2 separate regions of the Homo sapiens genome follow, and region 1 is linked to region 2. A link is a loop called in an ENCODE intact Hi-C map of the cell type or tissue named here. Cell type or tissue: chondrocyte. All regions are shown on one strand. Each heading gives the region's core, and the rest is flanking DNA. Links, peaks and the distances in the headings are about the cores only. Region 1 overlaps CFAP251 (cilia and flagella associated protein 251). Region 2 overlaps BCL7A (BAF chromatin remodeling complex subunit BCL7A).

Evidence for each region. Hi-C counts contacts between places; a loop is a spot of excess contacts. Peaks named below come from ENCODE experiments on the same cell type or tissue, not always from the same donor. Only the 100,000 strongest peaks of a DNase experiment are listed, where the experiment ranks them.
Region 1: it touches region 2 in a loop (3-fold over the local background); 53 of 110 quality-filtered maps call a loop at or near these places.

What each region holds. Positions count from the first base shown.
Region 1 is chr12:121,923,564-121,926,461 of GRCh38, reverse strand. CFAP251 (cilia and flagella associated protein 251) reads right to left here. Exons shown (of 22, transcript NM_144668.6): 3 at 2,472-2,840. Among named protein-coding and RNA genes, the nearest start is that of CFAP251, 6.4 kb to the right of the region's middle. RefSeq lists enhancers at 1,445-1,739, 1,302-1,980. In chondrocyte, for the core only: no CTCF peak of the experiment used is centred there; no DNase peak of the experiment used is centred there.
Region 2 is chr12:122,022,229-122,025,126 of GRCh38, reverse strand. All of the region lies in intron 1 of BCL7A (BAF chromatin remodeling complex subunit BCL7A), which reads right to left. Among named protein-coding and RNA genes, the nearest start is that of BCL7A, 1.8 kb to the right of the region's middle. RefSeq lists silencers at 955-1,044, 2,525-2,684, 2,835-2,898 and an enhancer at 1,875-2,690. In chondrocyte, for the core only: CTCF peaks have their summits at 1,140 and 1,346; a DNase peak (open chromatin) is centred at 1,163.

The sequences.
Region 1 (2,898 bases), core at 114-2,613, 99 kb after region 2:
CCAGATACTGGGGAGGCTGAGGTGGGAAGATCCATTGAACCCAGGAGACGGAGGTTGCAGTGAACCATGATCGCACCACTGCACTCCAGTCTGGGTGATAGAGTGAGAGCCTGTCTCAAAATAAACAAAAAGAAAAAAATAATAAAGGAGAAAGAGAGAAAGAAAAAGAAAGTGAAGGAAAAAGAAAGAAGAAAGAAGATACATGCAATAAGCTAAAGAAATGTCAGGAGGCTGAAGTGGGAGGATTGAGTTCTAGTCCAGCCTGGGCAACACAGCAGGGCTCTGTCTCTTAAAAAAGGCCGGGCATGGTGGCTCACGCCTGTAATCCCAGCACTCTGGGAGGCCTAGGCGGGCAGATTGCATGGTCAGGAGATCAAGACCATCCGGGCTAACACGGTGAAACTCCGTCTCTACTAAAAAAAAAAAAAAAAAAAAAAAAATTACAAAAAATTAGCTGGGCGTGGTGGTGCATGCCTGTAGTCCCAGCTACTCGGGAGGCTGAGGCAGGAGAATCACTTGAACCCAGGAGGTGGAGGTTGCAGTGATCCAAGATCACGCCACTGCACTCCAGCCTAGGTGACAGAGCAAGACTCCACCTCAAAAAATAAATAAATAAATAAAAGCTAAAGTAATTTGTAAAGGAAGACAGTCTAGAAAATTTTTGGTTCTGCCGTTTTGGTTCCGCAGTGAGACCAAGGCTAAGCGAGACCCAAAACTTGGGGGAGTGGCTCTTGCCAAGTCCAGATAGCTGTGCCCCTGACACAAAGAATACACCTTCTTAGAGACATTGCCTGATTTATGTTTGCTGGCTAAACAAGACAAGAGTCTTTGTGAGCCCTAAAGCTCAATTATTCTTTCTCTCGGAGTGAACAGTTGCAAGCTGTGGGAGAGAGGCTGTCACACGGGGCTCAAATGAAGCCCATATGCAGAAAGGAGGTTTCCAGTTGCCTGCATTTCCCTCCAGACGTCTTGCCACCGTCATCGTCATGACACACAGTTGCGGACACTTACTGAGTACTCACTATGTCTTAGGAACTACATTAAGTATTTGATATCCATTCAATCGCTTCCACATCTTCCAAAGGCATGAATCTACAGGAAGGATGAATCCTAGGAAACAATTTTCAGAAAGTAGCAGATGGAGGAAGAAGGAAAAAACTCCTCCTTTTCCTTCTCCTGGTAAATGATAATATTTTTACTCCTCGCAGATGGTGCCTCCCTGGAATATTTTCAGCAGTGGCAAAGGCAGATTCCTCTGGACTGCCTGGGGCTTTTCACTGCGGCTTTCACTCCTCCATTACCTTCCACTCTGGGACCCTCTTGGAATGGATGGTTTTGGGGTCATGTAAAGATAAAGGCAGAAGAGGTGAGGCAAGAAGGGGAAGGGGTGGAATTGGCAGCATGAAGGAGGAGTTTTACAATGTGAGAGAAAAAAGGAGAGGAGACAGGAGGGAAGAGAGAAAAGGGAAAGGAGAGGGGAGGGGAAGAAGAGGGAAGGGAAGAAGAGGGAGAGGAAGCGGGAAGGAAAGGGGGAGGAGGAAGCTGGGGAAAGGGGCGGAATGGAGTTTGGATCTCCCACGTGAAATAGCACCCTATGCAACAGACAAACTATGTCTGGAATTTCCTGCCTGCTGAGCAACACCATTGAACGCAGATGCCGCTCTCAAGTTCATGTTCAGTCACACGTGTTCCAGTCGGAGCTCTTAACCGAACTTTAAAAGACACAAGTCTAGGCCGGGCGTGGTGGCTCACGCCTGTAATCCCAGCACTTTGGGAGGCCGAGGTGGGCGGATCACGAGGTCCAGAGATCGAGATCACCCTGGCCAACATGGTGAAATCCCATCTCTACTAAAAATACAAAAAAAGCCAGGCATGGTGGCAGGCGCCTGTAATCCCAGCTACTTGGGAGGCTGAGGCAGGAGAATCGCTTGAACCCGGGAGGCGGAGGTTGCAGTGAGCCAAGATCGTGCCATTGCACTCCAGCCTGGGCAAAAAGAGTGAAACTGTGTCTCCAAAAAAAAAAAAAAAAAAAAAAGACACAAGTCTAGGCCGGGCGTGGTGGCTCACGCCTGTAATCCCAGCACTTTGGGAGACCGAAGCAGGTGGATGATCTGAGGTCAGGAGTTCAAGACCAACCTGGCCAACATGGCGTGGCGAGACGCCATCTCTACTAAAAATACAAAAATTAGCCAGGCGTGGTGGCTCATGCCTGTAATCCTAGCTACTCGGGAGACTGAGGCACAAGAATTGCTTGAACCTGGGAGGTGGAGGCTGCAGTGAGCCAAGATCGTGCCACTGCACTCCAGCCTGGGCGACAAAGCAAGACTGTCTTAAAAAAAAAAACACAAGTCTATTATTAGTTTAAAAAGTATCCTTCTGGTGGTATTCTTTTTCCCCCAACATGCATAAAATTCCCCTATTGCGCAACACTCTCAAAAGCACTGGGGGAGATTTAAAAGCATTACACTTACCAAGGGATACACCGGGGTGCTTTTATCCTTTTGAAACAGAATGTCCTCTGTGGTGCTGGACACCAGTGACTCCCGGGAGATCCCTGCTTTGGACTGGATGTCGGATACTCTCCTTTCTTGTCCCTCCTCTCTGTTTTCTGGCTCCAAGTCCCTTCTTTCTTGTCCCAGTTCATCTTGGGGCATCCGGTCGGTTTTCTCCTCAAGCTCTCCTGAGGGCTGCCTTTCAGGGGAACTAATCTGTTGTTCCTCAGGACTGATTTGATCCAAATCAAGAAATTCAATTTGTGTGCTCAGGTCTCTTAAAAGCTCATCTGTTTCTGCATCCTCCAATTGTAAGGAAAGCTTTGACTTGCTACCTCTTTGGGTTTTCTTTAAAAAGAAATAAAATATCATGATTCCATATGTGCTGCTACTCACCATTTATTCA
Region 2 (2,898 bases), core at 121-2,620:
GCCCAGTTTCCCAAAAAGAGGCCCACCATTTTGTTTTCCCTTTAGCCATCTTCTGGTCACCTCACCTCCACTGGCCTGCCTTGCTGAAACACCAGAAAAAGAGAACAGGAGGCAGCCTGCCCCAAATGAGAGGGAGGCCACAGCTTTTTCCGGGGGTGGGGGAAGCATCAGGGGACAGTGGGTGGGTCGGGGGGGTAATTTTAGGGGTCACTAGGGCTGAGGAGAAACCCACCCAAGGCTCATGGGGCCAAATGATCTGCCAAACACTTCGGCTTCCCTCTGGGTAAAATACAGGGTGCCCTGTTAAATTTGCATTTCAGATAAATTAGATAATGTTTTAGTATAAGTGTGTCCCAAATATTGCATGAGACATACTCAAAAACATTTATTTTTAAAAAAATCTTTCATTGTTTATCTGAAATTCAAATTTAACTGGGTGTGCTGTATTTTTATCTGGTTAAACCTGGCAACCCCACCCCCCCACCAGTGGTGAAATGCATGGTTGGTGACCACACAATTAATAAACAACCCACAGTCTCATGGGCTGAGTCTAAGACCCAATCCGAAGGCGCGGGGAAGGTGAGATATGGCTTCTCAGGGGCCAGAGAAACCTGGGCAATAAGTCCAAGGCTTTCGCTTAGAAGGGGCCAAAAAAAAAAAAAAACAAAAAACCTCAAAGCCAAGTTTCTACAAAGTCCACCTTACAACACAGACAACACTGAGCAACAGCTCCTCCTGCGCCCAGGGCGCGGTGCTCTCGGAGGCATGACCTCAATCGTCCTCAATAACCCGAGGGGACCTGGAAGCCAAGCACAAAACCCCGGGTCACCATGGTTAGAGAAGTGACAATGATATGCCCAAGGTCGCGGCAACGAAGTGAACTGGAAGCTGGACCATGAGATCCCAAAGCCTGAGGTCTTCAGAGGACACGATGTGTTGTTTCCCCAAACCCAGGGAGGCGCAGAGGTACAGCCCCTCAAGCTCCAACTACAGGCCTGGTCCCCGCGGGGTCAGCGGGCTGGAAGGCCTCCAGGCCGGCCGCCCCGGGGCCCGCGGGGTGGGAAGCCCCATCTCTCCATCTGCCCTCCCTGCAGAGCAGCTGGCCGCTCTGCGGGAGCAGCTGTCAGGGTGCAGGAGCCTCTGTCCAGCCGGGAACCTGGAGTAGGAGGCCCCACCACGCCTCCTCGAGCAGAGAAAGGCGGCTTGCCGGCTGTTTCCCAACCTCCAGGCCGGCGACAGAAGGGACCCAGGCACAGACACCAGTTCTTTCTTTGCACAGGGGCTGAGGCAAGGAGGGGAGCAACTCCGGGCTTCCCGCGGGGAATCCCACAGTAGAGGGGGCTGCGGGTTGTTTTCCAGCGTGTGTGTGTTGGCCTGCAGCTGTTTCTGCCATTTTTAAATGGCTCCAGTCGGGCACCGGGCACCCTGTGTACCAGGGGAGCTCCCGAGACACCGACGACTTGGATCTCAACTTTGGAAAGCCTCCCCTTCTCACGGTTCTGAAAATTCTTTGTCCCACTGGAGCCAAACCCAGCCCACGGCCGGGCATCCGGCCATCGCAGCCAGCCCTTTCCATAGGAGGCCGGGGAGCACGTGGACTTTATTGATTTTCCTCTTGCCTTTTTTGTTGGGTTTGACTCAGAAAGGACAGCTAACTTGTGACACCGCCACACCGGAGGCTCGCCCCCAGTGGCTTTTAGAGACCGAGGCGCTACTCGAGAAACGACACCCCCAAACGTAAACATCCCCTGCCACAGGGCCTGCCCAGCTTCCAGGCTCGAAATAAAGGGTCGAGACGAGCCCGCGGGCGCTGACACTCAGAGCCAGCGTTGCGGCGGCTCCTCTCCCTCCGGGACCCCAGTGAAGGCGTGGGAAAAAAATAATAAAGTTGAAATCAGGCAGCGGGGAGTTTTCAACAACTCTGACCCAACCTGGCGATCTGCTTGCGCCTCGGGCCTGGCCCAGGGGCCGATTCCGAGCAGACCCCGACGAGGCCGCGGAAAGGTTCGATCCCCTTAATGTCGACCGGGCCACGCCGGGCGGACGCTAATGTGATCCCGAAAACCACGCGCGGCCGCCACCAAGTCCCCCTCTCCCCGGTGCAGAGAACAAAAACAACAGCTCCCTCCGCAAAACAAACACGAGCTCCCGGTGTGGAGAGGCAGCCGCGGCCCAGGACGAACGGCTTCTGGCCAAAAACATCGGCTGGCCCGAGCCCCCCGCCCGGGGCGCCGCGCAGAGCGGGGTGGGACGTGGGCGCCCCGCGCCCCTGGCCGCTGGCTCCCAGCGCTCGCCCCCATCTTTCCTGGTCGCCGAGAGCCCTCGCTCCAGGCAGCCCAAAGCGCTAAATTTAAACGGCTCGCGCTCTGCAAACTCCGCAGACTCGAGGGCGCCGGGCCCGGGAGGCGGGAGCGGGCGGCCGGGCGGGCCGGGGCTGGCGGAGGGCGGCGGGGCGCGGGCCGGGGTGCGCGGGGAGGAGACGGCGGCGGCGGCCCGCTCGGAGCCTGCACAATGGAGCTCGCGCTCTCCCCGCCGCCGCCGGCATCGCGGCCCCGGCGCGCGGGAAGCCGCTTTCATGTGACTTGCACAAAACGAAATGGCTTCTGGGGCCGGCCCCGAGCCCCCCTCCCGGGAGCCGAGCGCCGCGGCGGGGGCCGCCCCGCCGCTCCAACCGCCTGGCCCCGGCGCCCGCCGCCTCCGGGCCGCCGCGCCAGGTGGGCTACAGGCGCGAGCGCACCTGGGCAGCGGCCGCGGCCCCAGCCTGGCGCAGGTGACCCGGCTCGCGCGCCGCCCGCCCGTCCGCCCGCCCTCGCCAAGTCCCGGGGCCCGCGGCGGGGCTGGGCCGGGGCAGGCGGCCGGGGCGCTGCGCCCCGCGGCTCTCTGGAGCCGCGCTCGGGC